Regions from separate parts of the Homo sapiens genome. Here regions 1, 2 and 3 are each linked to region 4. A link is a loop called in an ENCODE intact Hi-C map of the cell type or tissue named here. Cell type or tissue: endothelial cell of umbilical vein. All regions are shown on one strand. Each heading gives the region's core, and the rest is flanking DNA. Links, peaks and the distances in the headings are about the cores only. Region 1 overlaps FBXW2 (F-box and WD repeat domain containing 2). Region 2 overlaps MEGF9 (multiple EGF like domains 9). Region 3 overlaps PHF19 (PHD finger protein 19). Region 4 has its middle 9.0 kb from the start of TRAF1.

The links. Peaks named below come from ENCODE experiments on the same cell type or tissue, not always from the same donor. Only the 100,000 strongest peaks of a DNase experiment are listed, where the experiment ranks them.
Region 1: it touches region 4 in a loop (10-fold over the local background); 79 of 110 quality-filtered maps call a loop at or near these places.
Region 2: a loop joins it to region 4, with 14 times the contacts of the local background. A loop is called at or near these places in 21 of 110 quality-filtered maps.
Region 3: a loop joins it to region 4, with 6 times the contacts of the local background. A loop is called at or near these places in 98 of 110 quality-filtered maps.

The regions. Positions count from the first base shown.
Region 1 is chr9:120,752,317-120,759,924 of GRCh38, reverse strand. FBXW2 (F-box and WD repeat domain containing 2) reads left to right here. Exons shown (of 8, transcript NM_012164.4): 8 at 1-2,951. Among named protein-coding and RNA genes, the nearest start is that of FBXW2, 37 kb to the left of the region's middle. In endothelial cell of umbilical vein, for the core only: a CTCF peak has its summit at 3,912 (motif pointing left); a DNase peak (open chromatin) is centred at 3,914.
Region 2 is chr9:120,616,455-120,624,062 of GRCh38, reverse strand. MEGF9 (multiple EGF like domains 9) reads left to right here. Exons shown (of 6, transcript NM_001080497.3): 3 at 1,308-1,447. Among named protein-coding and RNA genes, the nearest start is that of CDK5RAP2, 40 kb to the right of the region's middle. In endothelial cell of umbilical vein, for the core only: a CTCF peak has its summit at 4,119 (motif pointing left); a DNase peak (open chromatin) is centred at 4,112.
Region 3 is chr9:120,865,293-120,872,900 of GRCh38, reverse strand. It overlaps PHF19 (PHD finger protein 19), which reads left to right. Exons shown (of 15, transcript NM_015651.3): 4 at 2,363-2,458; 5 at 2,956-3,056; 6 at 3,571-3,719; 7 at 5,936-6,031; 8 at 6,805-6,873; 9 at 7,071-7,191. Among named protein-coding and RNA genes, the nearest start is that of PHF19, 8.1 kb to the left of the region's middle. RefSeq lists a silencer at 3,758-4,247 and an enhancer at 4,368-4,437. In endothelial cell of umbilical vein, for the core only: CTCF peaks have their summits at 3,423 and 3,634; DNase peaks (open chromatin) are centred at 2,520 and 3,830; H3K4me3 peaks cover 932 bases; H3K27ac peaks cover 240 bases.
Region 4 is chr9:120,931,949-120,939,556 of GRCh38, reverse strand. No RefSeq gene overlaps it. Among named protein-coding and RNA genes, the nearest start is that of TRAF1, 9.0 kb to the right of the region's middle. RefSeq lists an enhancer at 7,487-7,608. In endothelial cell of umbilical vein, for the core only: a CTCF peak has its summit at 2,854 (motif pointing right); DNase peaks (open chromatin) are centred at 2,856 and 3,966; H3K27ac peaks cover 2,040 bases.

The sequences.
Region 1 (7,608 bases), core at 2,094-6,093, 180 kb after region 4:
TTGCACCATTCCCATCAGCCTAATCAGACTGAATGGTCACGCTCAGTGCAAAAAGCTGTTTTGCTGTTAGGATGTTTCAGTGTTTCTTGTCTTTCCTGGAACAGTTCAGTTGTTTAAATTTAGTAATTCAATCCTGACCAGTGTAAACCCACTTAATTATTGCAGCCTAAAGAATTCAGCTACTTCTACTCTTCATAAATGTGCCCAAGTAAATATGTGTTTTTAATATTCAACCCTGGAAAATTAGTAATTCAGATGATAAAAGCTCATGTTTTGGTGTCTTTGTACTCAGATTGTGAACAGGCATATTTCACTGATTTAGACTTAGTATACTTGATGAGAATGCTCAGGTTGAAGAGATAGTTCTGTCAGCAATCCAACATCTATAGCAATGTGGAAAAAGTAATCAACTCATATTTCACGAATTTGATGTATGTTGTGATTTAGAGGGCATGAGATAAAGTTTATATTTGAACTGTGTGGGGTAGGGGGAAGAAGAGGTTGCTTAAGCAAATAGTGGGGTGATTGTGGAACAAGATGTCTCTAAGATGAGAAGTTATTTTCTTGCATCATAGAAGCACTCTTTTTACCCGTGAGTGATTGTGTTAACTATAAATCATTTATATCTGTACATTAAAGCAGATTCCCTCAATTAGGCAAATTTGGTTAGCCAAGCCCAAGTTATTGTTTGTACTTGAAAGTAATAAAGCTGCATTTCCTTAAAAATATATTCTGTAGTTAAGACTTTGTCTTGCTTTCCCCCCAACCACTTCAGACATTTTATCCAACCAATGCAGGGACTTTTCAAAAGTCAGTGTGTTTTTGAAAATAGAACAACCCCTTGAGTGATCTGAGGTGGCTCTGTTTTTTTACTGTTTCTGCATCTTCTAGAAGGTAAACTCAACAATATAACCATTTCTGAAGGTGATCCAAAAAGCAAAACAATAAAGGTAAAACACAAGGAAATAATTTTGGTGAATTTCATGAATAGTTGCAAATGAAGGGATGGGGTGGGTAAAAGTCCCATTTTGCTTCCAGACCTTGGAATAGTCTTCCTCTCTTTTGCCCAAGGATGTGTCTATCCAGCACATCTTTGCATGAGTTCTTTCTTACTAACTTAAACTTACGGGGCTTCTTGTCATTTGAGTACCACGGCCCTGCACCTTTGATCCCCTGACAGCATCATTAAGGGCAGATTGTCATTCCTGTTTTACAGATGAGAAAGCTGTGGCTTGGTAAAGTGATTCATTGCCTAGAGGAGTTATAGTAAGTGGTGAGGCTGAAGCCCTGATTTTCAGCCCCCACACACCTGGATTTTTTCCATGTTTTCATGTTTGTCTGTTCTTTCTGTATTTCAAGTCTCTTCAAATCCCGACTGCTGCCTTCTGCCTTCACCACTTGTGTGCACTGTTCAACCTGTCTTATGCTTTGCTTCCAGGGAGTCTCCCCAACCACTTCTTTGAGCACTTACTTGCTCTTGTTCAATCTTGGTAACTCTCCGTTACCATCAGGGCACATCTGGATTCCTTAACATCATGGAGCCCTAGCTAATTTCTTCGAGCAAACAGTTCTTGCTCCTCTATTTATTTCCACCCTTGCGCTTTGGGTGTTAATCTCCCATCCTCGTGGAAAGTTCTTGATGTTCCTTTCCACCAGTCCTAGGGCCAGGCTTTAATCCCATTGATCTCCCACTATCTTTAAAGCCTCTGCTGACCACCATACCCCACTCCAGCCTCACTGAGCATTTTTGTGTAAGGTTAGTGGTGCAGTTCATTTAGCAATAAATACTGTTGTACCTTTTGCAGTAGACAACTATTAACTTTCATCCTTGATTCTCAGTTTTTTCCAAAATACAAGTGAATACCTGGTTTCCCCAGCAACATTGTAAGATTGAGAGTAGGAATTCATTGAGATTTTAATGAATTCCATGGATTGTCTTAAGAGCTATCTAAACTTGGAAGAAAAATAACTTCCAGAGCATCTAAAATTGAAAATAAAAGATCAGAAGCAAATGAAAGATCAATTCCACACAGCTTTTCCTCTCTTAGACGTCCCTCTTCTGCCATATCCTGTAAACATCTGAAGTGTTCTGAGTACATTTGGAGAGAATATTTAATGATCACACTGTGATTAGACATGAGTAGTCCCTGCCAGTGGGATGTTCCTGTCCTTTGCATTTTAACCACATGTTCTGTGCTCTCTGTGGTAAAGATAATCTAACAGTAATAAAAACTTATGGAGAAAATTACCCAGAGCTCCTTTATCATTACGATTTTTAATACTCTCTTCTAATCCTTATGCACATGTGTATGGATTTATGTACTGCAAATCATTGTTTTGTAATACATTCTCAAAAATGTGCTTTAGGTTTTTACAACTACCATAATATTTTGTAATTTTCCTTCATTACTGTAATTTGCTAAACCATTTCTGTTTTGGTAGATAATTAGGTAGTTTCCAGTTCTGCTTTTTAGAAGATACTACAGAGAACTTCTTTGTGCATATTTCCTTAGAACAAGTTCCAGTAGAAGACTTACTCGCAAAAGCAGTGGAATTTTTTCTTAGTATTTTCTGTTACAGGTACAGAAGAGTGCATACAACACACAGTTTTGTCGAATAGTTATGAAGTGAACACTTGTCTAACCACTGCCCGAGTCAAGAAAGAACATTTCTAAACATGTTTGCCAATTTAATAGATATAAAGGAAGTATCTCAAGGTTGCTTTAACTGACATTTCTTTAACACATGACAACATTTTTATGGGGGAGGGGACTAGAGAGAAAATGACATATTTTTATGTGTGCTTATTTGTATCTCTTGAATTCTGTCTGCATCTTTTACCCATTACACTTTCAAATACTTGTGAAATCATTGGTCGAGATGAATTATGGCTATAAATAAAATTTCACTAATCTAATTATCACTGATTTAGAAATAATAGTTCAACCCAAGACATGCGTTGAAGTGTTCTTTCATTACATAAAAAGGATTTGTGTCAAGTAAACCTATACACAATCTGTTTACATATTACTGGTTTATATGGTACATCACAAATTATGCAAAAAGTAGATCTAGTAAGACCCAGTACCAAAGATTAGAGCTAGTCAACAATACTATTTAAAGGAAAATATGGACAGTCATGAGTCAAAATGTTTTTTCCCCAAATTAACCATAATATATATTGAAGTTTAAAATGAGGAATTCATTTTGGAAAGCAGCCAAGCACAGATTCTAAGAACATAGTAATCCTGTGTTTTATTTTTACTCAATGCAGACTCGAGGGTGTCAGGTGTGCTTTTATATCTCCAGCTTCTAAGTTCAGAGAGGAGATTTTCTATCTGAAACTTTTTATAGGATAGCAAACATTCCTGAGTTTCTTAGTTCAGCAGGTTTAGCCATGTAAGGCAGCTCTTGGGCTAGTTGATCTTTCAGGCTTTAAGGGCACAAGGCTTAAACTCTATTTGACAGAAGAAGAGAAAAACAACACTTAGGAAGTCTGTATATTGGAAGAAATGGAGAGGTGGAAATAATAGACTAAGAGTTATTTTTTTCATTTTCCTTTTCTCCCTCACCCGACTATGTCTTGAGAACAAACCATGTCTCATTCTTCTCTGTGCTCACATCACCTAGAACTACAAAGTAAACTGGAGGAAGGATGGATGGATGGATGGATGGGTGAATGGGCCTTGGGTTGGTCTACATTGATTTTCTGTAATCCAGTGTTCACAAAATGTACTTTCCTTCCAGCATCACCTGGAAACATCAGCATCACCTGGAAGCTTGTTAGGAATGCTAATTATCAGGCCACACCCAGACCTAATGAATCAAACTTTGGGGCTGAAGACCCACAGGTGTTTGTGATGCCCACTAAGGTTGAGAACCCCCGGCTATTATCTAGCCTGTTCTGCCACCTAGTGGAAAATTTGGGAGTTGCAGCTAGTAATGAGAGCCAGATTCCGTTGCTGTAGAAGACGTTTAATTATACCAAGGACTTTCTTGCACTTAAGGTTACTGCACATTCTGAGACTGAGTTTTGTTCTTGTCGCCCAGGCTGGAGTGCAGTGGCGTGACCTCTGCCTCCCAGGTTCAAGCAATTCTGCCTCAGCCTCCTAGGTAGCTGGGATTACAGGCGCACACCACCATGCCCAGCTAATTGTTATTTTTAGTAGAGATGGGGTTTCACCATGTTGGCCAGGGTGGTCTCAAACTCCTGACCTCAGGTGATCCGCCCACCTCAGCCTCACAAAGTGCTGGGATTACAGGAGTGAGCCACCGCACCCAGCCTAAATGTGTTCTAATACTGTACTTGCCTTCTACTTTATTTCCAGTTATCATAGGGCATGTCATGCTAAGACATCAGTAGGCAGCAGAAGGAACTGTCAACAGAGTAAATAGACAATCTACAGAATGGGAGAAAATATTTGCAAACTATGTATCTGACAAAGGTCTAATATTCAGCATCTGTAAGGATCCTAAGCAAGTCTACAAGAAAAAAAAACCATTAAAAAGTGGGCAAAGGACATGAACACTTTTCAAAAGAAGACATGTGTGTGTCCAAAGAAAGCATATTTAAAAAAGCTCAATAACTGATCATTAGAGAAATGCAAATCAAAACCACAGTGAGATACCATCTCACACCAGTCAGAATAGCTATTAAAAAGTCAAAAAATAACATGGCCAGGTGCAGTGACTCAGGCCTGTAATCTCAGGACTCTAGGAGTCTGAGGCTGGTGGATTGCTTGAGCCCAGGAGTTTGACACCAGCCTGGGTAAGAGGGTGAAACCCCATCTCTACAGAAAATACAAAAATTAGCCAGACGTGGTGGCATGCGCCCATAGTCCCAGCCATTTGGGAGGCTAAGGTGGGAGAATTGCTTGAGCCAAGAAGGCATATGTTGCAGTGAGCCATGATTATGCTACTGCACTGCAGCCTGGGAGACAGAGCAGGACTCTGTCTCAAAAAAAAAAAAAAAAAAAAAAAAATTTTTTTTTGACCGGGCCTGGTGGCTTACGCCTATAATCCCAACACTTTGGGAGACAGAGGCAGGTGGATCACCTGAGGTCAGGAGTTTGACACCAGCCTGGCTAACATGGTGAAACTCCGTCTCTACTAAAAATACGAAAAAAAAATTAGCTGGGCATGGTAGCAGGTGCCTGTAATCCTCGTTACTTGGGAGGCTGAGTCAGGAGAATAGCTTGAACCTGGGAGGCAGAGGTTACAGTGAGCCGAGATCACGCCACTGCACTCTTGCCTGGGCAACACAGTGAGACTTTGTCGTATCAAAGAAAAAAAAGAATGAACTTTGGAGAGGTAGAGAAAAGGGAACACATATACACTGTTGGTGGGAGTGTAAATTAGTTCAACCATTGTGGAAAGCAGTGTGGTGATTCTTCAAAGAGCTTAAAAACCAGAACTGCCATTCAACCCAGGAATCCCACTACTGGGTATATGCCCAAAGGAATATAAATCGTTCTACCATAAAGATACATGCACGTCTGCTGGGTGTAGTGGCTCATGCCTGTAATCCCAGCATTTTGGGAGGCCGAGGCAGGTGGATCACCTGAGGTCAGGAGTTTAAGACCAGCATGGCCAACATGGTGAAACCCCATCTCTACTAAAAATACAAAAATTAGCCGGGCGTGGTGGCACGCACCTGTAGTCCCAGCTACTCGGGAGGCTGAGGCAGGAGAATCGCTTGAACCCAGGAGGCGGAGGTTGCAGTGAGCGGAGATTAAGCCACTGCACTCCAGCCTGGGCGACAGAGTGAGACTCCATCTCAAAAAAAAAAGAATGAGAAAAATATTTTCTATTTGCTTATTTTTGTATTTTCTAAGTTTCCCACAGTGAGCATGAGTTTTTGTTGTTGTTGTTTTTGTTTTTTGTTTTTTTTTTGAGACGGAGTCTTGCTCTGTCGCCCAGGCTGCAGTGTAGTGGCACGATCTTGGCTCACTGCAAACTCCGTCTCCTGGGTTCACGCCATTCTCCTGCCTTAGCCTCCTGAGTAGCTGGGACTACAGGCACCTGCCACTGCACCCGGCTAATTTTTTGTATTTTTAGTAGAGATGGGGTTTCACCGTGTTAGCTAGGATGGTGTCGATCTCCTGACCTCGTGATCTGCCCACCTCGGCCTCCCAAAGTGCTGGCATTACAGGCTTGAGCCACCGCGCCCGGCCGAGCATGAGTTTTTTTAAGAATAATTAATTTTTTTTTAGTTATATAATACAGCTGCAGGCATCTTTTAGCTCAAACTCCCTCTTTCAGGAAACACGTATGAGGTTTCTACTCTGTATCAGGCATCGTGCTGGAGCCTGGGGATATGTAGATTAATCGTGTATGGTCACTGTTTCTGGGAGCTCAGGTTCCCTAGGATAGTACACACACAAAACCCAAGAGGTGTCATGAAGGAAGCACCAAGAAGGAAGAAGTTCTACTTAAGGGTGATAACCAAGGTTCCATAGAGGAAGTAACTCTCCAAGAGATTTGTAAGCTAGTAGAAGGATTCTAGATACAGACTTTCTATAAACTGATACTCTTTGTTTGCTGGCTCTAGGTTGCTAACCTAGATGCATGGTTGGTGGAACTGTATCACTCATCGGGTCTTTATTAAATATAGGAACACAGAAGACACTGCTAGAACTTGAAGGCAAAAATCATTAAACAACTGAAAACACAAAATGAGCAGGTTGGTGGTGGTGCCAGCCTGGTTTTTAATCTCTTCAAATCCACACAAAGAACAGCAACTAGGCCAGGCGCGGTGGCTCACGCCTGTAATCCCAGCACTTTGGGAGGCCGAGGCGGGCGGATCACGAGGTCAGAAGATCAAGACCATCCTGGCTGACACGGTGAAACTCCGTCTCTACTAAAAATACAAAAAGTTAGCCGGGCATGGTGGTATGCGCCTGTAGTCCCAGCTACTCGGGAGGTTGAGGCAGAAGAATCGCTTGAACCCAGGAGGCGGAGTTTGGGAGGTTGCTGTGAGCTGAGATCATGCCACTGCACTCCAGCCTGGGCGTCTCTGTCTCAAACAAACAAACAAACAAACAAAAAACCCAGCAACTGAATAGCAAAACCAAGGGCCCAGACAGTACTTTCAACAAAGCTAGGTACAAGGTAACTTCATGAGCCCCAGAATACAGTAGTTGAGGCGAAATACCTATTGCCACAAGAACATTTTTGTAGGAGGAAAATGAAGGAAGGAAAAGAGATAGTATATGAGAGGCCTGAGAACAGGAGAATCCAAAATAGGCAACAGGTGATCAATGGAGAGTTGGGCTGCCAATCCTAAAATGTCAGCTGAAGCTGGGAGAGGCTCTCCAACAGTGGATGAGAACAAGGACCTAAGGCAAGAACGCCTGAAAGGGCTGGAGCACTGTAGCCCTTATAAACAGTTGAGGCTGATCGGCTCTCTTTTAGGACAAGGCCCCACACCAGGGAAAACTCCTGGGGCTAAAACTCCTGGGAGCAGGACAGGGACAAGAGAGGAAAGTAAGAGATGGCCCAGACTCAAGAAAGGATAAAGACAGAGGCAGGAAATGCCAGAAAGCAACTTGCAATATGTTTGAATCCATACATAAGAGAAGAGGGACTGCTCTGAGAAGGTTGAAAAGC
Region 2 (7,608 bases), core at 2,442-6,441, 320 kb after region 4:
TTTGGGAACATTGGCTATATTATGGTTACACAATATTATTAAGTGATTTTGTGTTCGAAACTAATACCTTCTTCTTGTAGGTTGTGGGTTAGGCAAACACCATCATTGAAAGTAACTGTTTATCCTTTTGTATATTGAATAACATATTTAGAGGAATGAGGAGTAAGCATATTTTGATTAACATTTTAAAAGCCTTGGAAATAAGCTGATGAAGTGTTGTAAGCCATTCTTTGAAAGGTACATTATGTTCTTTATAATTTTCTGATAGTATAGAGTGGCTTCGATTGACTGGTTCCTTCTTATTGAGTCATAAAATATTCCTGAATTTTATTTTTTATGAATACAGGTTTTCTTTGCTAGATCTTTAAGTACCTTGGGATATTCTTGTGTAAGACCGTATATGTGTGTGGCTTCTTTTCTTTTTTCTTTACTAAATTACTTAAGATTCATAGATTCATGCTTGATAGTATAAATTAGATAATGTAAATTTTTGTTGCATTTTTAAAAACATCTCCTATACTATGATCAGTACAAATTTTATTTAAGCTTTAAACATCAAAATATTTGGGCTTCTATCTCTGAGAACCTTTGACTTTGTTAGGCTGCAGCTTCTCTTCAAGCAATAAGATTTCTCAGCCTTTGTTAAAGACCTGAAATTTACTTGCAGTGAGAAAAGAGAGCAAGATTTATTGTGGACAGGGCATAAACACCATCACTGGAGTCAGGACCTATATAGATGGTGAATTGTAATGCTTTGGATCTACAGAATGAAGCTTGATACCTAAGTGGATATCAAGTTATTTGGCAGACAAATTTCTTGTACCAATTTAGAGTCAATCTTAGGAGTAGATAGTATGGTGGGGAAAAGTCTGGCTTTGTATGAATAGACTTGACTTACTAGCTGAGGACAGTAACTTTATCTGAATTTTCTCAGTAGTAAAATAAGTATTATGACCCTCACCAGGTAGAACTACCTTGAGGATTAGAGAAAAAATATATTTATTGACATAAGCCCTCAATAAATGATAGCTCATTGCATCATCATTATTACTCCTGCTTTCAAATGCCTCCATTTTAAATTTTCTGTAAAATTATTTGTTAGCTAAGAAATTGCATTATGCAATACACTAGACAGCTTTTAATAGCAATACAGAATTTGATAGGTGATTTATTTGGACACAAGGCTTTGAGATATGGTAAGTATATATGATTTACATGAGCTGGGCTTTCTTTCCCTTCTGGGGTGTTACTCAATACAACTTTTAAATTGATTTACTTTTATTCATTGTCTTTGCTTTTATTTGCAGTTCTGGGAAATGCCAGTGCAAAGTGGGTGTCATTGGCTCTATATGTGACCGATGCCAAGATGGATATTATGGCTTTAGTAAGAATGGCTGCTTGCCCTGCCAATGCAATAATCGGTCTGCCAGTTGCGATGCCCTCACAGGTACGTACTTTCCTTAACTTTGTCATGTAATTATTCCACTGTTCTTTTAATTTGGAAATCTTTCAGCTATAGGTTGATTCTTCTGAAATAGTTTGGAAGGGCCTTTATCTTCTAAGTAGGATGTACTAGATCACAGCAAGCCAAACTCCTGCTACAACAAACTTGAAAAAGTACGTAAATTAAAAAAAAAAAAAAAAAGTCATATACCTATGGAGGCAAGGAGAACTATAGGAACTAAAATTCCAGAAAGGTTGGAACTCTTCCTAGGTAAACTGATGATCACCAGCCATTGTCTTTCCAGGGGACATTTGCTGATTCTGAGCATAGGCAAAGAATGAGCTAGACCCAAGCAAAGGAATTCTTTAGGAAAGAGATACAAGAAATGTTTTTGGCAGTCATTTGAGGCTTGCATGATGGTTGGAAACAAGAGGATCCCCAAACACAAGGCCAGCTTTCCCACAGGATATTAGCCGACTATGCAAAAGATGGAAGGCTGGGCCAGAAAGGTAGAAAAAAATCTCTTTCTCTTTCAGTCTTGTGCTGAGGAGACAAAATCCCTTTAGAAAGAGAGGGCCTGCTATGACATTCAATTATCTCCCCCTCAAGATGTCTTCAGACTCTGAGGGTGCATGCAGTGGGACCTAAGCTCAAATTACCAAAGGCCAATACAAATCTCTCACAGTCTTTTAGGGCTAAGGAGACACAGGCTTGCTAGGCTCTGACCAAGAAATAGTAAGGAACCAGAAGTTGATTAACTCATACTAAAATTACAGTCCACCCTCAAGCCGCCTCACCTTCTGATTGGATTGAAGTAATTCTCTCATTATATCTGCCTAACAGATGAAAGGGGAGCCCTCTCTGGTTCTTTTATATACTGTGTCCGGCATACAATAAAAAATACTGGACAATGCAAAGACAGAAAAATGTGACCAATACCAAAGAGAAAAAAAATGAGCAATGGAAGCAGACCTTTAGGTGATCTAGGTGTTAGAGTCAACTTAGAAAGACTTGACTAAAGTTAGTATTTTCATACAATAAAGGGAAAATCAGACAAAATAGGTGAAGAGAGGCAAAATGTCAATAGAAATTGGAATCTCTAAAATATCAAATGAACAAACTGGAACTGAAAAATACAACATGTGAATTAATAACTCATTGCATTAATCTAACAGTAGATTGTACACAGTGAAGACAAAGTTAGAAGACTTGAATACAGTACAATTAAAAATATCCAAACTGAAGCATTTCGAGAAAATATAATGGAAAGAACAGAGCAGGGAAGATGTGGGACACAGCCAAAAGGTTTAGCATAAATGTAATTGGAGATCTAAAAAGAGAGGAAAGTGATACTGGATCCCAGTAATATCTGAAGAGAAAATGGCCATGAATTTTCCAAATGGATTAAAGGTGTCAACCGACAGATTCAGAAAGTTCAGCAAACCCTAAGCAATATAAAACAAAGAAAACCACATTTAGGCAAACTTAGTCAAACCATTAAAAACTAAAGCCAATTAACTTCTGATCTTAGTTTTCCTAAATGTAAGAATTAAGTATCCTTCCTTGGAAACATTTTTTTTCCCAAACAAACAAGCAAAAAAAATCAGGACACACTAGTCTGACAAGTACAAGTGTTTTTATGAGAACAGGGTGGCAAAATACTTGAAGTCAAAAGTACCCTGGAAAAATCGGTTGAAAGTTTTATTCTTCATTCAAATACTCTATAGTAAAACAAATTGATTTAGAAGAAATTGTTTTTTTTTTCTTTTATGCGATCTTGTCTCTGCCTATTTGCCAGTTTTATCTTGTGGCGTTCTTTTTCTTTACATCTGTGATCCAGTCAGACTGGCTTTTATTTCTAAAACAAGGCATGTTCCCTGGTCCCAGGGTTCTCATATATGATCTTTCCTCTGCCAAGAATGGTTTTTCTAATCCACCTCTACCTCCATCCTTGACCCCTCTGCCTTATTAAATCACATTCTTCCCTCGAGTCGTCAATTAAAGGCCACTTCATTAGAAAGCATTTCCTGATGCTCTAGGCTTAATGGTAATTTCCTTATTATATGCTCTCACATATACTTGTATTTTTTCATAGCACTTTTCACAGTTTGTAATTGTATATTTATTTGTGATTCTGAGTCACATATGGCTCACTCATGAGGGCAAGAACTTTTTTTTTTCACCATTGTATACACAATCTCTAGCATGGAGCTTTAGCATATAGTAACTACTCACTAAATTTTTATCAAATAAATGAACAAATGAATGGAAAGGCGTACAGAGGAAAGATTATTTTCAATACTGAGTAACAACAGGAATACTTCATTATACTGAGTCGATTAAAATTACTCCCTAGATCTTTTACAGTACCGAAAAGCAGTCTACATTGCTGATTCTCAGTTTTAATTTTTCTTAAGGCAACGAGGCCACTGTCTTTACTGTCATGTAAGTGCTGACCTGTCCTTTCTCTGGAGATAATTTAAGGCAAAATAATTCTTTTCATGGTTATGGTTTCTAAAAGCAGCTAGTAGTGAGAGAAATAAATGGGTTCTTTGTTTGGAATTATAATAAAAGTGGAATCCAACGTGAAGGAGTGCAAATACTGTATTTAAAATTACAAGCTTTATATAAAACCACTCTCGTCAAGTGACTTTATTTTCAACAGTGCTGTGATAAGGTTGCCCTCTGGTGGCCACTTACTGTGTTTTCACAGTCCTATTTTCACCCCCTCTACTGTTTTGCTATACCTTGTGTTTTAGATTGAAGTAGATTTTCAAAGTACTCTTTTTTTGTGGTAAGATATATTTGGATAAACATTTTGGAAAGCAATTTGACAGTAAGTATTAGAAATCTTAAAAATTGTTCTTTGATCTGGTAGTTCTATTTCCAGGAATCTATTCTAAGGAAAGAATTCTAAATTCTTAAGAAGGTTATATTCAGAGATGCTCACCAAAATGGTAGTTACAATTTTAAAAAGTTAGGCAACCCAATTTCTCACAATAGGGTATTAAGTAAATACTGTTATCTAGGCAGTATATTATTAAAAACACAGAAAACCAAATGTTGACCTTACCTTGAGCAAGTTGCTTAATCTGTTTCTTCATCTATAAATTTGATATAATAGCAGTAACTGCCTAGTGGGTTGTCGTGAAGATTAAATGCAATACACTTGTACAGCCTTTATATAGTGCCTGGTCCATCACAAGTAATCAGTAAATGGTAACTGTTACTATGTTCTCGATAAAATGTTTTGTTTTGTTTTGTTTTTTCTGAAACAGAGTTTCACCCTTGTTGCCCAGGCTGGAGTATGGTGGCGCGATCTCGGCTCACTGCAACCTCCACCTCCTGGGTTCAAGCGATTCTCCTGCCTCAGCCTCCCAAGTAGCTGGGATTACAGGCGCCCACCACCACGCCCGGCTAATTTTTTGTATTTTTAGTAGAGACGGGGTTTTGCCATGTTGGGCAGGCTGGTCTCGAACTCCTGACCTCAGGTGATCCGCCTGCCTCGGCCTCCTAAAGTGGTGGGATTACAGATGTGAGCCACTGTGCCTGGCTGATAAAATGTTTTAAAGAATGATATATAGCAATATGAGAAAGTGAAAGAAGCAAGGTATAAAATAACTTATGCCATATAATTAGACTAGTTAAAAAACAAAAGCCAAACCCCTGTAAATGAGGAAAGATTACAAAGAGAAGTACTAAAAATCTTTTTTTTTTTTTTGAGACCGAGTCTTGCTCTGTCACCAGGCTGGAGTACATGGCACGATCTCGGCTCACTGCAACCTCTGGCTCCCGGGTTCAAGCGATTCTTCTGCTTCAGCCTCCCAAGTAGCTGGGATTACAGGCGCCCACCATCACACGCCCAGCTAATTTTTGTATTTTTAGTAGACACGGGGTTTCACCATGGTGGCCAGGCTGATCTTGAACTCCTGACATTAGGTGATCCACCCATCTCGGCCTCCCAAAGTCCTGGGATTACAGACTTGAGCCACGGAGCCCAGCCTAAAAATCTTAATGAGAGATTTCCTAGGATGATTTTTTACCCCTTTCTACTCCTGTATTTTTCTAGATTTTCTTTATTAAGCACGTTTCCCTTAAAATGGAAGTGGGGGGATATTATTTTTAAAACTGGAACTTCATGTTCATATAATATACTTCCTTTGAAAATCCAGTGTACCTTTATGTATTCATAGTGTCCCATGATGAGTAACTTGACCTGAGCAGCTTGACTGAGTTGACCAATCCTCTACTCCCCAATGATACTTACTTCAGAGTATCATGCTTTCCTAGTTTTTGTGCTACCTAACCAGCTTTTCCTTCTTATTTGTTCTACTACATCTTCCTCAGTTCAGCTCCAAGCACTGGAGTGCCTCAGGGCTCAGAGCTTGTCAAGTTTGTCTTTGCCATTTAAACTTTCTCCCTAAGTGGTCTCATTCAGTCCCCTGGATTTAATTTGTATTTGTTTGTTTGTTTTAGCTCATTTTCCCCCTTAACCCTGGATTTAATTTAAATGCCATCTATATATGTGCTTATTATCAGATTTGCATTTCTCCGTTGATCTCCACACTCAAATATCCAACTGTCAAATATCCACTTGTTTTAATTGGCATTATATACCTAACACATCCAAAACAACTTTTTTTTCAACTTATAAGTTAAGCCTGCTCTATTCATTTCACCAAGTTACTCAGTCCCAAAGCCTAGTAGTCATTTTTGATTTTGCTCCTTTTTATTACTGCAAATATCCAGCTCATCAGTATATTCCATCAGCCCTATCTTCAAAACATACCCTGAATCTGACCACTGTTCATGACTTTTATTGCATCATCCTTGCCCAAGCCACTGTCATCTCTTTGAACTACTTTGGCACAGTCTCATCTGGCCTTTCAGCCTCCTCTCTTCTCTCCCTATTCTCTGATCCCCACCCCACCACAGTTAGTCTCCACATAACAACCAGAGCAATCTTTTTAAAATGTAAAACCAGATCATGTCATTTTCATGCTTAAGCCCTCCAATGGCTTCTCATCCCTTTTGGAATAAATAAAATTCAAACATCTCTCTATGGCCTATCTGGTTTTACATTTTCTGGGCCCTGCCTTTCTCTCTGACCTTATGCCCTGTTACTCTCTCCCTTGTTAACCTGGGCTCCATACTGGCCTTCTTTCAGTTTGACAGGTTAAAGCTTGCCTTTTGTTCTATAAAGAGGGTAAGGCATTTCTTCCTACAACAAAGCACATTACTGTATTTCAGATAGGTTTATATATAAATGATGAAATGGTAAAATAAATAAAGGAATAAGGAAAGGTCTTTTTGCAGGTAACAATGTATGTTTTCAATGTTTTGTCCCTGAATTTGGCTGGAAAGGAGCCCTACATTCCTTTCTTTGACTATTTATTTTCTTGGTTATCTCTACAAAGATTTTTGAGATGCTTAGTCAAGGAGCATGAAAAAATCATCTTCAGGAAACATTCCTTTTTCTTTTGATCCACCCTTTGGCCATCTTTCAGCAATGAGAATGTGAGAATGTGAGTTTTAGGGCAGTATTGTTATATTTTGGGGGGTTCCAGGCAGAGCATAATGAACAATGTTAAACTTCAGCTTATTTTTATGTATCATTTATCATAAAAGAAAGATTCTTAGATTTTAGATTTAAAGGAAACCTTAGATTTCATCTAGTTCAGCTTTTAAAATTTACAGATGAAGAAATTAAGACATAAAGAGAAAACATTATGTCCTATGGAATAGTCTTTCACCCTTTGAAATGCTCACATTATATTAAATCGTTAGCCAAAGAATTATTATCCCATTTTACAGATTAGAAAAGTGAAAATCAGAGAAGCTGTTTGCTTAAGGTAACTTAGTTTGTGAGAATTTCAGCTGGAAATGGAACACAAATTTGACATTAATTCCCATACCACTTTTTTTTTTTTTTTTTTTTTTTGAGACAGAGTCTTGCTCTGTCACCCAGGCTGGAGTGCAGTGGCTGATCTGGGCTCACTGCAAGCTCCGCCTCCCGGATTCACGCCATTCTCCTGCCTCAGCCTCCCGAGTAGCTGGGACTACAGGCACCCACCACCATTCCCGGCTAATTTTTTATATTTTTAGTAGAGACGGGGTTTCACCGTGTTAGCCGGGATGGTCTTGATCTCCTGACCTCGTGATCC
Region 3 (7,608 bases), core at 1,566-5,565, 67 kb after region 4:
CCTGTAATCCCAGCACTTTGGGAGGCCAAGGTGGGTGAATCGCCTGACGTCAGGAGTTTGAGACTGGCCTGACCAACACAGTAAAACCCTGTCTCTACTAAAAATACAGCTACCCGGGAGGCTGAGGCAGGAGGTTGCAGTGAGCTGAGATCACACCACTGCACTCCAGCCTGGGCAACAGAGCGAGACTCTGTCTCAAAAAAAAAAAAAAGAAAAGAAAAAGAAAAAAAAAGAATTTGTTACAATAAGAGATGATTCCAAGAAGCCTGCCAAGAAGAGGCTGCAGAACTCAGCCAGTTAGTAAAGCTTTCGAATTGCCCCCTTCTCCAAGAAATTGTGGCCAGTGCAGACCGATTCCTCTCCAACCCCTGAAATAGTATTATATAAATATCCAAAGCAATGAGGATCTCCTCTCCTGGTTTACCCCCTTATTGAAAGCATAAGGAGCCAGATGGAGAAGACCATGCACCTTAGCTGACCTCCTGTGGAGGCCCACCACATACCAGGCTCCTTGGAGGTACCCACAGTGATCAGCTGAAGAGTGGCTTGTCTCCTAGCCAGAACTGCCCCTTCCGGGCAGAATGGTGACCCTCTAGCATCTCCTGAGATGAGAGCATAAGGCTGAGCACCACTGTAGTTATTGATCCATTGCTTCATTAACCCAGTGAGGACTTACTGAGATGCACTGTGGGCACCACCTTCCTGGGAGCATGTTCAAGAATAGGAGGCAACGTTCCTGCCTGGCCATATATTCAACAAACGTCTTGGAACACCTGTTACATGCCACACTCTATGAGGTCCTGGGGATACAGAGATGAAGAGGTACCATTTCTTTTTTTTTTTTTTTTTTTTTTTTTTTTTTTGAGACAGAGTCTTGCTCTGTCACCCAGGCTGGAGTGCAGTGGCTTGATCTCGGCTCACAGCAACCTCTGCCTCCCAGGTTCAAGTGATTCTTCTGCCTCAGCCTCCTGAGTAGCTGGGACTACAGCCACGTGCCACCACGCCTAGCTAATTTTTGTATTTTTAGTAGAGAGGGGGTGTCACCCTATTGGGCAGGCTGGTCTCGAACTCGTGACCTTGTGATCCGCCCGCCTCGGCCTCCCAAAGTGCTGGGATTACAGGCGTGAGCCACTGCGCCCGGCCGAAGAGATCCCATTTCTACCCTTACAAAATTTTCAGCATGCTGGGGAAATAAGACAAACACGTATCAAAATGTGTTTAATGTATACATACAAACCTTTCACACATAAAAACATATTTATTCTTCAACCAAAATAAAATGCAAAGAAAAAAAGAGATGGAGAGGGGACCTGTAGACTAAAAGCAATTTTAAAAACATCAGCCAGTCACCATGTATGGACTTTACTTGGGGACTTTGATTCAAAAGAACAGACTTAAAATTGTTAAGGTATTTGTACTTAAGAAACAATTGGAAATGAGAACATTAACTGAATTTGTTAATGATATTAAGCAATTATGTTAACTTATAGGTGCAGTAGAGGTGTTTTAATTATGTTTTTTAAAAAGAGTCTTGATCTTTCACAAATACATACTGAAATATTTATGGAAAAACTATTGGGTATCTGGGACTCAATTTAAAATAATTACAGGAAGGAGAAGTAGGTGGGAATATAGTAGAAACGAGATTGGCCATGAGTTCATAAGTGATGAGAAGATGGAGTTTCATTATAACTTCTAGGCTGGGCACAGTGGCTCACGCGTGTAATCCCAGAACTTTGAGAGGCCAAGGCAGGTGGATCACTTGAGGTCAGGAGTTCGAGACCATCCTGGCCAACATGGCAAAAGCCTGTCTCTACTAAAAATGTAAAAAGTAGCTGGGTGTGGTGGCATGCACCTGCAATCTCAGCTACTCGGGAGGCTGAGGCAGGAGAATTGCTTGAACCAGGGAGGCGGAGGTTGCAGTGAGACAAGATCACACCACTGCACTCCAGCCTGGGTGACAGAGACTCCATCTCAACAAAACAAACAAACAAATTATATTATCCCATAATAAAGTTTTAAGAAAATAACAACCATTTAACAAAACAAGTTAAATAAGGCGGGAGAGGCAGCATGATGTGTCAAAAGAACAAAGGGTTTGATGTCAAACAGCCATGGGTTTAATCCCCCCCTCACCTACTTACTAGCTAAGCAAGGGACTTAACCTTTCAGAGCCTCAATTTCCCCATCTTTCGAATGGTAATGATGATAGGCATCTCAGAGTGGTTGGGGAGATTCAGTGAGGTGGCATGTGGGGCCCAGCGCTAGGCCTAGCAGACATTAGAGGCTGGGCATCTGGAATGTGAGTATAAAACTTCCATTCCTGTGAGCTGGACCCGACCCTCGAGGCCCTCTCTTTCAGCCGGTGTTCCAGGAGAGGAGCCCAAGTGCAACATCTGCCTAGGGAAGACATCAGGGCCGCTGAATGAGATCCTCATCTGCGGGAAGTGTGGCCTGGGTGAGTGGAGCGAGCAGGGCCCTGAGAAGGCCCCGACCTATAGGTCCCCACGCACTGGCCCCTGACGGGTACTGCTGCAGCCTGTTGGGGCCTCAGCTGGCTTCCTGTTTCTCTTGGCACTGCAGGGTGAAAGGGGGCCAGTTGCTGTAAGTGAGGGCTTGGGAAGAGATCCTGGGGAAAGCTGGGAGGGTATGATGGTGTATGTAATTTGGGGCCCAGCTAGATGGAGAGGATGGGTGGGAAAGATGGGGCTCAGGCACTGAAGTCAGACCTTCCTGTGTCCCCCCCAACCCCACAACTGGCCAATGCTGTCATTTAGTTCCCAGCCTGGACACTGACTTGGCCATCTTGGTGGGCACCAGCAGCCAGGCTCCCGGCAGCTGGCAGGCAGAGCTCCTAGGACTTCCCTCAGCCCTCCCAGCCCTGCCTCCTTTGGGCCAACTGGCCTTGGGCCACGATGTCCTTGTGGGCGCTCACCGCCCCCTCCTCTGCCGTAGGTTACCACCAGCAGTGCCACATCCCCATAGCGGGCAGTGCTGACCAGCCCCTGCTCACACCTTGGTTCTGCCGACGCTGCATCTTCGCACTGGCTGTGCGGGTGAGCCTTCCATCCTCCCCAGTCCCTGCCTCTCCTGCCTCCTCCAGTGGGGCAGACCAGAGACTCCCATCACAGAGTCTGAGCTCCAAGCAGAAGGGCCACACCTGGGCTTTGGAGACAGATAGCGCCTCTGCCACTGTCCTTGGCCAGGATTTGTAGACTCCCTGAGCCTCAGTTTCCTCAACTGTAAAGTGGAGATGGGTTTGGTGTCGGGAATAACGGGACCAATAAATGATGCTTTACTATTAAAAAAGAAAATCCATGTAAATACATGTTGGTAATTGTTGCCTTTATTGCGCTTATTACTCTTAATTCTGTTATCAACGGAGTTCCTTCTGGGATAGAGGGGATGGGTTTGGAATTAATGAGAAAAAGCTCCTTGCTTTTCTGACTATATTGGAATATCTGCGGGTCCCCCAAGCCCTGGCAGCACTTCCCTCAATAGACAGCCGCGTGCTGACTCGCGTGGTCCACCCGGACCTGGTGGTTGACTGGGGCCCTCGTCTCCCCCCAGAAAGGCGGCGCGCTGAAGAAGGGCGCCATCGCCAGGACGCTGCAGGCCGTGAAGATGGTGCTGTCCTACCAGCCCGAGGAGCTCGAGTGGGACTCGCCCCATCGCACCAACCAGCAGCAATGCTACTGCTACTGCGGCGGGCCCGGAGAGTAAGGCAGGGGGTCAGGGCCCCCCGGGCGGCAGGGCAGGTCTCCAAGAATCGCCAGCAGGGACCGCCCATAGGGAGCGAGCCTGGCGTGTCAGCCAAGGCGGGGACCTTGAGGGCGGGCCCAGTGTGTTGCGCTGTGGGGGCGGGGCCTCGAGGGGCGGGCCTGGAGTGTCAGCCGCGGGGGTGGGGCCTCGGGGGCGGGACTCGGGGAGGGGGGGGTCAGCCGCTGCGGAGGTGGGGCCTCGAGGGGTGGGCCCGGAAGATTGGACCTGAGGGCGGGGCCTCGGGGGGCGGGCCCGGAAGGTTAGACCTTGGGGCGAGGCCTCGGGAGGCGGGCCTGGCGGGTTGCGACCGCCCAAGCAGGGCCCCAGGGAGGTGAGGCAGGTCGAGAAGCACCCTGTGGAGGGGCGGGGTGGGGAGGAGGGAATAGTAAGGCCTCGGGAACAGGACCTGAGGAGGCGAGGCCTCAAGGGGCGGTCCCTGAAGGGAAGGGCTCGGGGTGGGGCCCGAGGGGGCGGGACCTCAAGGGGAGAACAGAAGGCCGGCTCCGCGTGGCATCTAGCACTGTGGAGCAGGGCTGGAGGGCAGAGGTGTTACCTTGGAGCTTTGTAGGAAACGAGGAAGTATTGAAGAGTGGTTAAGAGCCTGGGCCGGACACAGTGCGAATCCTCCCAGGACGTCCACGTCCTAGCTCTGCTCCTTACCAGCTGTGCAACCCCTTAGCCTCAGCTCTCTGAATAGTTTCCCCATCATGTGGTGATTATGAGCAGAGCATGAATTACGTAATTCACATAGAGGTTCTCATAGTGCCTGGCATTTGGTAAACAAAAAAAATGTGAGCTGTTACTGGTGGTAGTGGTGGTACTAATGCATGAAAGTCAAGATAACCTTTTCACAGTCAGAGTCAGTGGAACCGGCTGCTGGTGAGATATGAAGATCCTTTTCCCGCCTGGCGCGGTGGCACACGCCTGTAGTCCCAGCTTCGTAGGAGGCTGAGGTGGGAGGATCACTTGAGCTTGGGAGATGGAGGCTGCAGTGAGCTGTGATCATGCCACTGTACTCCAGCCTGGGCGACAAAGCAGGACGACCCTGTCTCCAAAAATAGAAAAGATTCTTTTCCCTGGAGATGTGCAATCAGGCAGGGGTAGGGGGCCGGGGGGCGGGGCATGCTATGTCGGGGCCACTGTGGAGGGAATTCTTGTCCTGGCTCTGCGGCAAGAGTCTTTGATTCTTCCTTGCCGACCTGGGCCTCTATGTAGCCATGGCAGTTGAGCTTGCTTCTTTGGGCTGAGTGCACGTGGCATTGTGGAAGGAACCACAGATGTAAGAGGGAGGGTCTCTGCCCTCAGGAAGTTCAGCCGTCAGGACCCCCTGAAGTCCTGAATCTCAGCCCCAAGCTCCAGCTGGGTAACTTGGGCAAAGCTTGAACTACTTCATCTCTCAAATGGGCTTAACCTTAACTTCAGGCCCATGAGCTTCCCCAAGTATTGTCAGATGGAGAAATGCTTATGGAAACCTTTCCTGCATTAATGCAGTGTTTCTCAACGCCTATGGGCAGAGTTGCACAGGATGCTTGTTAAAAATGCATCCCAGAGGCTTCCCCAAAGATTGAATAGGTCTGCAGTGGACCAAGGAATCTGCGTTTTAACCTGGAGCTCACCTGACAAGGTGTCAATGAAGCATTGAGCATTTTGCTCTTCATATTCCATGAATAGTTGTTGGATGACCATGATAGGCCAGATACAGTTGCAGGTGAGAAAAGCCAGATGTAGTCTTGCCCCCGTGCAGCTTACAGAAACCATTATTCTCCCGTGAAGTCTCCAAGGCAAACGTTTCCCTGTCAGCAGTGTTTGGGAAGCAGCAAGTCCAGAAATGGTGGCTTCATTGTGGCATGGCAAGGAGAGCACAGCCTCTGAAGTTAGGGAAACCAGAATTTGAATCACCATCCTCCACTTGCCTGTGAGCTAGGGCAAGCCATTTCACCTGTGACTTATCTGTAATATGGGGACAGTGTCCCATCTTTTACCAGGTGGTGAGGTGAAATGAGAGTATATGTCCAACTCTCAGGTCCTCCCTTGGCACAGCCTAAGTGCTCAGTAACTGAATTCTCTTCCCTTTCTGCCAGTGGAGGGCAAATTTAACTTGGGAAAGGTTGCCGAAGCTCATACCTGACTGGGGGTGTGGTCCTGGCTGACCTTGGCTCCTCTGTCTCTCCAGATGGTACCTGCGGATGCTGCAATGTTACCGGTGCAGGCAGTGGTTCCACGAGGCCTGCACCCAGTGCCTCAATGAGCCCATGATGTTTGGAGACCGGTAGGTGCTAATTTGGTCCAAGTGGGCCTTGGGCGTGGTGGGGAGAGGGCAGGGATGGCAGCAACAACTCCTGCAGGTTGACTGCCAGGCTCCAGACAAGAGGAGGTCTGTGACAATGTATGCCTACCTGTTTACTGGAGGCAGCTCAAGGTAGGGGATCCCCTAGCTATGCAGGGCCAGGAGGCAATAAAGAAGTATGCTGGGCCACATCCCTAGTTGCCATTGATTTCTGGAGTACCTTAGATAAATGCCTGCCTTCCCTATGCCCTAGTCTCTTAAGTGTCTGGGGAAGAAGGGATGACACAGTCCTTGCGCCAGCCCTGCCCAGGGTTGCTGTGGGAGTCACTGGGGAAATGGATGGCTTAATGTGGCTTCTAACCGACGGAGCAAAGCTAATGGAGTCCTTATGGATGTCAAACCTGATGTTATGCATCTTTTGGTTGGTGTCTCATGTCATTTGTGATTGCGTGTGTGGCTGTCTCAGAGGGGAAGAGGGTGACCATGGCAGCCCAGCCTAGCTCAGCTCACTCTCTGTGAACTCAGCCACGCTTCAGGGCAAGATTTGGGAAGGAGATTGAGGGCATGGGTTAGAAGGAATATGGGGTATCTCTTAGTCCCTGTCCTGCCCTGTCCTTGACCCCCAGTGGCCAGCAGTCCTAGGAGTGAGAAGATTATGGGAAGGTAGGTGGGGAATGAGGAGATCAAGGGGCTGGACTGGGGTGGGGGTGTCAGAGCCCCTCCCACCATAGGCCCCCGTCTCTACCCACCCACAGGTTTTACCTGTTCTTCTGCTCCGTGTGTAACCAGGGCCCAGAGTACATCGAGAGGCTGCCCCTGCGATGGTGAGAGGGTGGGGCTTAGTCCAACCACCGCTGCTCCTCCCAGCTTCTCCCCTCCCTCCTCCCTCCTGGAACAATTCCATTTCCAGCTACTGGGTCCCAACCCTGCCCCTGTCTCTCAGCCTGGACCCAGAAAGCTGTGACCCTGGCTGAGCAGGCTGCCACCTCACCTGGTCCCACCTCCTTGCCCCCTTGCCCAGGGTGGATGTGGTTCACCTGGCCCTCTATAATCTGGGGGTACAGAGCAAGAAGAAGTACTTTGACTTTGAGGAGATTCTGGCCTTTGTCAACCACCACTGGGAGCTCCTGCAGCTTGGCAAGGTATGTGGGGTTGTGGGATGTCAGTGGCAGGAGGCAGAGAGGTTTGCCCAGGGCCACGCAGTGCAGGACTAGGATGGAAGTCTCTGAACTCTCACCCTTGAGTTGCTGCATCCCTGAGTCCAGGCCTCTGATCTTGTGTCCTTTAAGGGCCTTCCTAATCCCAGATTTTGGCAGTGGGCAGGTTGGGGCCTCCCCAGTTCAGTGGAGGGGAGCTGAGGCCCTAGATCAAGTCTGGCTGGAACACAGCTCTCTGCTGAGTGTTTGACCCACTCCAGATTTCCTGGCTAGGTTGCAACATGGAGTGGGTCTGCCCACTGCTGATCCTATGCTAAATAGTGGGTCACCAAGGGCCTTGGAAGCCTCAGATCCACGGAGTGAAATTACAAACGGAGACTTTCGGAATGTCAGAGTTGCAGA
Region 4 (7,608 bases), core at 1,315-5,314:
ATTTTACAAAAGCAAATATAATTGCTAAATTAAGTAAGTAGGACTCCCTGTGCATACTCATAAGTCAACTTTGTTTTGCCTTCCAGCTCCCTATAAAGATTTATTCAAAGGGAAGGGAGAGATATCCTTTCTCTATCCTTTAAGGAAAACTCAAGCATCTTATGACTGTTGTGATCACTCTTAGGAACTAAAAAGTCCTATGATCACTTCAGTCACCAAACAACTCTATTCATAAATTTGATGTTCAGTCCCATACAAAAGCAAAATTCTCAACTTGATTTAAAATACAATCTTCTCTCCCAAACAGGGCTTGCTGCAGGTTTGGGACCCCTATAGCTGGGAATAGTGTCACGGGCAGCTGCTTCTTTCCCTGGAGTTTCCTTCTCAGCTTACTAAGGCTGTTTAGTGTGGCTGCTTCTTTCTTTAAGATTGTAATAAATTTAAAATGCGTAACATAAGATTTACCATCTTAACTACTCCCAAGTGCACAGTTCAGTAGTGTTGAGTATATTCACATTGCTGTGCAAGCTGTGACTTCTGACCTCTCCAGCACTAGAGGGATTGGTAGGGAGGAAAGGTAGAAGAAAGGGGAGCAGAAGAGCTTACTTGACCAGTACTGCCATAAGATGGCTTTCAAGGGCTTTAAAGCAGACTCGGACTCTTTCATGGGCATGTCCATGGGCTTTTTAGACACTCCCCCAATCTCTCTCTCTCTTTTTATTTTTGAGAAGAAGTCTTGCTCTGTCACCCAGGCTAGAGTGCAATGGCATGATCTTGGCTCACTGCAACCTTCACCTCCCAGGTTCAAGTGATTCTTATGCCTCAGCATCCTGAGTAGCTGGGATTACAGGCGTGCACCACCATGCCAGGATAATTTTTGTATTTTTAGTAGAGATGGGGTTTCACCATGTTGGCCAGGCTGATCTTGAACTCCTGACCTCAAGTGATCCACCCGTTTTGGCCTCCCAAAGTGCTGGGATTACAAGTGTGAGCCACTGTGCTGGGCCACTCCCCCAGTCTCTAAAGACCTTTCACCATTCCACGTTCATTGCACCACACTGTATCCCATCGTTCACTCCTTCTGCCGCCGTAGGAATCCAGCAATGTGTTCAGTTTGTCACCCTCCCCCACTGGACAAAACTAAGAGGCCTTTCACATCAGCTTCCTTGTGCATGGCCTGCTTCTAGTCCATGGGAACAGCGTTCTTTGCCCACACCAACTTTAGGAATTGAGGCTGATCTGAGCAGAGCCACCTCTCCTTTGTCTTGTTTGTCTAAAATGGTGCCCATATCTCATTGTTAAGATTTCTTGGGTGGCTGGTATATGCTATCATGAGACAAAGCTCACCATGTTTCCCCTTCTCAAACTACCATTGACATTATTATGTGCATGCATACACACACACACACACACACACACACACACACACACACACTCATACCCATATAGGAGAATCCAAGATGAATCCAACACTGTTTCTTAAGGGATTCAGTCTATTAGGGGAACTACAACATGTGCCCATGAGACAAGTACAAGGCAGGTTCATTTCTGCTGCATGCAGTGGAGAAGGCTCCATGGAGAAGATGGCCTCTAAGCTGGGTCTGGAAGAATGACTAAGGTTTGGATACACTGAAATGAAGTTATTTCTGAGAGGAGAAGTAATGTAAGCAAACACCCAGCAGTGGGACTCAAGGGAGGTGCAGACAGAGACCCTTAAGCAGTTTGCTTATATGAGACAAGTGGAAGATAAGGCCAAGCCAGACCAAAAACAAACAAGATAAAGGGTTTGGATGTTTTCCTGCAGGAACTGAGACATTTTGAAAGTTTCTGGACAGCGCTGCAGGATGGAGGATGGATTAGGGAGGGTAGTGACTAACTCTTGGTGAAATGTAGGGTCCCATTAAGAAGAAAAACAAAACAAAAACCTTTCAGGACCTGCTTTCTTTCCCAGAAAAAACCCTGCCCTTTGGAGCCTCTCATGCGTTTGGTTGATAAAGGCATTTGATCCTGTTTTTTACTGTTAAGGGGCCTTGGCACAGCTGCCAGTCCCAGGAGCCTATTCCCAGCTCTGAGTCCTGGTGGGGCTGCTTGACCCATTCCCCTGTGTCCCCTAAAGACTGTGTCCCCCAAAGATTGCTCTCTGGTAGTGTACAAGGAGAAAGGCTTGCCTTTCTGGGCAGCCAGGCCAAGGAACCCTGGCCTCTGATGAGTCCAGCCACAAAGGCTCCACCCTGGGCCCCACTGAACTCAGACCTGCAGCCAAATGGAAAAAATCCAGGAGGCTACGAAGCCAAGAAAAAGAAGATTTGGATTCAAATCCTAGCTCTTCCCCTTCCCTTTCTGACCTTGAGAGACCTCACTGAGCCTCTATGTCTTAATCTGTAAAATGGAAACAAAAGCAACTACCCTACAGGTTTATTTGCCAAGATGAAATGACAGAGATTCATAAGTATACCTTGCACATAGCAGCCATTCAATAAATATTCCTCGCACCTCTTCCCCCAAAATCTCTCTGTGTCTCCATTTCCTCACTTATTAAATGTGATGGAGACCCAAGAATAAAGTTGAATGAGGTGATTTTCCCAAACCTCTGTCATCTGCCCCACACAGAGGCCCTTGGGAGAGCAGAGGGCCTTCATCTGAGCTCTTGAAGCTATTTATTCTTTTATTTTCAAAAACGTAAAAAAAAATCACAAAAGATCCCTTGCTAGTAATAACACTGGCACACACTTGCAATGGGCCAGTATCCTCTAACCTCTCCTCACTACCACCATCTGACTTAGGTTCCCATCTGTAAAGCAGCCTGGGGCAGGTCCCATCTGCAACTGCCCACAAGGTTGGGAGGACAGTGCCCGGCAGAGGGCGCTCCGAGTGTAACCTCCTAGCCAAGGCCCTGGGGGAAGGCAACAGGCCAAGGAAAATTCTGGTGGAAAAAATGAAGAAAGGATTCCAGGTTTATGAGTCTCAGACTTTGAAAAACAAAACTGCTGAGTTGTCTCCTGAGTTAGGAAAAAGAACACCACAGCCGCCTCGAGATTTCCAGGAAACTATTTCTGAAGGCTTTGGGCAAGGCTGGCAGGGGGCTGGCAGGGGAAACTTGGGCTGCCCCAGCTTAGGGTCCAATGCCCTGGCGGGTGGGAGATGGAGGTGGGTGGTGTGCATGTGGGAACGTCAGTGTGCATGTGTTCTTCAGCATGGTGGGGCTATGTGGGTTTACATGTGCCCTGTCTGTACACGTTTGTATGAGCCTGTGGGTACAATCCCACCAGTACGTATTGAGCACCTTCTGTGCTCTGCTGGGCATAGTGCCAGGTGATGGGATGCACCAGCAAATGAAACACAGTCTCTAAATTCATAAAGCTTAGTTTAGAGAAGGATGCAAAGTAACTGGCAATTTTAATTCAGAGTGCAGGCATCTGGGTGGTGGTTTGTGCAGCGGTTCAGAACACTGGCTTTGTGGTCAGGCAGCCTAGATTTTGACATGATCTTAGAGATCTTTCTGACATTCAGTCTCCTTAGGTGGAAAGTGCAAATATTAAAACCACATCCCGGGAGATACTATGTGTGTGTCAATGTCCAATGAAGGTCTCTATTATGTGTGTGCAGGGTCCACATCTGGATGAACAATGTGAACAGCCCGGGTGAGTTACATGTGGGCACGTTCACACATCTGCTTTTGTTGTGTTTATGGAGTGCCAGGCTCTACCAGAGGTCACAAATAGTGGCCCACAGACACAGTTCATAGGGATGCTCATTTGGTTTGGGTTTATTTTTTGGCTTATAGGGTGTTCTAAAAATCAAGTCGTTTCACATAAAAATCCAGATTTCCAACTTCTTTTGAAATCTTGGGTAAGCCAGCCATCCTGCGAGCATGTGCGTGTGTATGCCTGCCTGCCACAGTCTCTGCTTCCTGATAGATACGTCCTTCCCAGGGGCACCCTCCCCCTTGGCCAGTGTCCAGGGCTGTCCTTGGAGGGGTTCCAAGACTGCTCAGGAGAGCTGGTGTGTAGACATGTTCCCTGTGAAAGGAGAAGCAGGACTGAGCAGGAGCTGGTGCCAGGGCCCCAGGGCTCCCCAAGCAGTTCCAGTTTCAGCAATCACAGGGGCCAGAGAGAGCCATGGGCCCTACCCACAGCTCTCTGGCTGTGCAGCTGGGCACTGGTTACAGAAGATAGTAACCAAGGATGGCAGTAGACAGAATGGCTTTTCTTATCTATTTGATTTTGCATTTTAAAATGTTACAAGTGCACATCTGAAATGATTAAGACAATGATCTCCAGAAAGTGTTGCTAGATATATATGCTAGAATTATTTTTAAAATTTACAAAAAGATTGTAGGCTCATGCCTATAATCCCAGCACTTTGGGAGGCCAAAGCAGGAGGATCACTAAAGCCCAGGAGTTTGAGACCAGCCTGGGTAACATAGTGAGACCCTGTTTCTAAAAAAAAAAAAAAATTTGTTTTTAATTAGCCAGGCGTGGTGGTGCATGCCTGTAGTCCCAGTTGCTTGGGAGGGTGTGGTGGGAGGATCACTTGAGCCCAGGAGGTGGAGGCTACAGTGAGCCATGATCACAACACTGGATAAAGGAGTGAGACTCTATCTCAAACAAAAAAAAATTGCAAAAAGGCTAATGGTAGAAGCTAAACACATATTTGTTAAATACATCTGGGTAACCCACAGGTGTGAAAGGTAGGGTTAATATTTCCTAGTATCCCAGAATCCTCTTATGAAGGCAAAGAAGTCCCTCTTAATATATCATTACTGGGCCCCCACTGTGTACAAGATGCAGGCTAGGCACAAAGGAGCCTACAGAGATGTCTGTGCCCTGCTTCTTGGCCCTCAGGAAACTCAGTCTTGTGGAGACATATCCAAGGAGAAACGAATGCAGGAATAAAAGGACAGAGTTATTACTAAGATGTCTTGAGACAATAGGGCATCAGAATACAGAGGAAGAGGCTTCTGGACCTTGGACTGACTGTGCAAGTTCATTTCTCTCTCTGGGCCCCCATTTCCCCTTTTGTAAGACAAGGAGTTCAGAAGAGATGAGCAAACATCAACTCCACTTTCACAACCCTCCCGACCCCCAGCTTGTGCATTCTTTGAGAGAGTGAGAGCTGCACCCTGGTTCTTAGCCTCTTGCTCCTGCTACATATTCTTGCTCCCAAGCCTTGGCTTGTGCTGGGAATTTGCCTGGCTTGAGCTCTGAAAGAAATCCATCAGAGGAGGTTTTTCACATAGCTTCCCTTAAAAAAAAAAAACGCACAAAATGTTTGGAGTCCAAAAAGACCATGCCTCTAGTGGAAGCTTCCAGCACCCGTTATAGGGGTTCCTGGTACCACCCCAAGTACAGGTGGGGAGAACAGCCCCTCAACAGATGGGAGAATGTGCCTCTTCCCCAGGACCAGGGCTTGAATGATTAAAGTTTAAAGAATTAAATGGTTCATGCTGAAGGATTCCCCTGAAGTCATTCTCCCACTTTGCAGGTAAGAAAAATAAGGTTCAAGGATGGGAGGAACTTTCCGCCACAGTCCTCCAACATCAAAGCAAATCTTCTGATTTCTGAGTAACAGCTTTCCCCACTCCTTGATTTTTCTCTCTCAGGCTGAGTCCTCAAGATAGAGTGAGATGGGAACCTTCATACTGTATCCTTCCTCAGCCAGATGTTAACAGCTGTTGAGTTCGAACACTGCGTTATTCTTGTGCTGTACTAGCCAGTGGCCAGGGAACCCAAGCCTCCCAAAGGTGAGTGTGAAGAAAGAGCAATAATTCCGTAGCCCGGAAAAAGGCCCTGGGGCAGCATGTCCACCTTTAGGAGTGTCTTTGTTTCCAGAGTCCATGAAAGAAGGAATTGTCACACAGCAAAACCAGTCTCTTAGAACAGGACGCATAGGTAGCCAGAGATGGCAAAGAAAGGCAGTAGGCTGGCTAGTATCAATGTCTTCCTCATCATTGGCATCTTAGAGCATGTCCCTATCAAAGGGTCCCTCTGCTAAGCTCTTCCCCTGAACCACATTACCTGACCACGAGTGTCATTGGCACTTCCATCAGAAACTGAAATCCCCATTGCGCCTTCAAAGTGCACAACCAATTAGTAAAACCCCAGGGACTGCTTGGTGCCTACAATTCAAATAACTTCAGAGGTTCTTTGTTTCTTTTCTTAAAATCTGGAAATCTCTTGGGATAGAGAAAATCACTGGACATAGAAACTCCCTTCAACAAACAACCCCAGATTTCTTTCCAAATTTTTCCTAGAATGCTATTTCTAACTTCACAACACACAGGAAAAGGCCAGGTTGAAGATACTTAATAAATGTTTTCTGATGGTGGGGAAATCATCATTAACTATTGTTACCATAAGTAAAATTTGTATTAATAGCATCTTGCATATTAGTCATTTATTGAATAAATATTTAGTGATGTCTCCTATGTAACTAGCATCATGCTAAGCCAGGGGAAACAACAATGAAATCAGATACAGCTTTACTTTCATGGTTTTAATTCATCTAATTTCATATATTCCTATACACATTTTCATATATTCCTACAATTTCGTGTATTCATAATTCTGTGGTAGAAAGAAAAAAACCTGTAAACAGGCACGTTTTTAAAAATGCTAGTTATTATAAGTGTAATAAGAACCAAGATGGAGATTAACAGAAGGAAATTTGGGACATTTTTAATAATCAGACCATAGCAAAAAGTACACGTGTTATGCTGTCATTTTTATAAGATCATGTTTTATTTCTTTGTTTTGTTGTTGATATCAGTTCTGTGTAATGTGCCAAAGGGACATACTGAATTTGGATTGAAGAACCCAGTACCATTTGGTCTTCTAATCTGATAGGTTGCTGACAGCTTGTAATCATCTGTTTAATTAAATTTCTTGGTTCAAGAATCAGAAGTTATCAGAGCAGATTAAAATGATGCTAACAGAAAAGCTGTTCACTAATTGTTTTTACTGAACACAAGCCGTATGACAGAGACAAGGCGTGCTGCTGGTAATAAGAAGAAGGCACCAAAGGGCTGACTGGGGTTGAGGGAGTGAGAACCATTCTGGGCTCCACATTTTAAGGGCTGTTGACAAACAGGAGCCTGCCCAAATGGCTGCCTTTAGCCGGCTGGATTCACTTACGTGTTCCATTCATTCTGCTTAGAATGGATGATAAATCTCTACTCTGGGAAACAGTGCAGGCCAGGAGGTGGTTGGATGCTTAGAGGCAAAGTCTAGGGTGCACATCACTTGTGCTCCATCATCTCATCATCTCCAATGCAGAATGGCTTGCAAATCTGTGATCATCTAGAATCCCCCTGGCTGCAGGAGCCACAAAGGCTACTAGGTTAGGCAGACAACTTCAATGTCAAGGGTCGGATTGCTAAGGGATTGGGGCAAAACTGGAGACTGAAAGCCTTTCCGTGCCTCTTAGAACAAGCCAAACATATTAATACATGGACAAGAAGGTAGAGGGTGGAGGCTCAAACACTGCCTGCTTCCCTGTGTTCATTTTCTTGTTCCTCAGTCATGGCTCCATGGTCAGACCACCAGATATGAGGCTTTGGCCAGATAAACTATTTCTCTTTTTAAAGTTATTTTTAGAAAAAAAAAAATT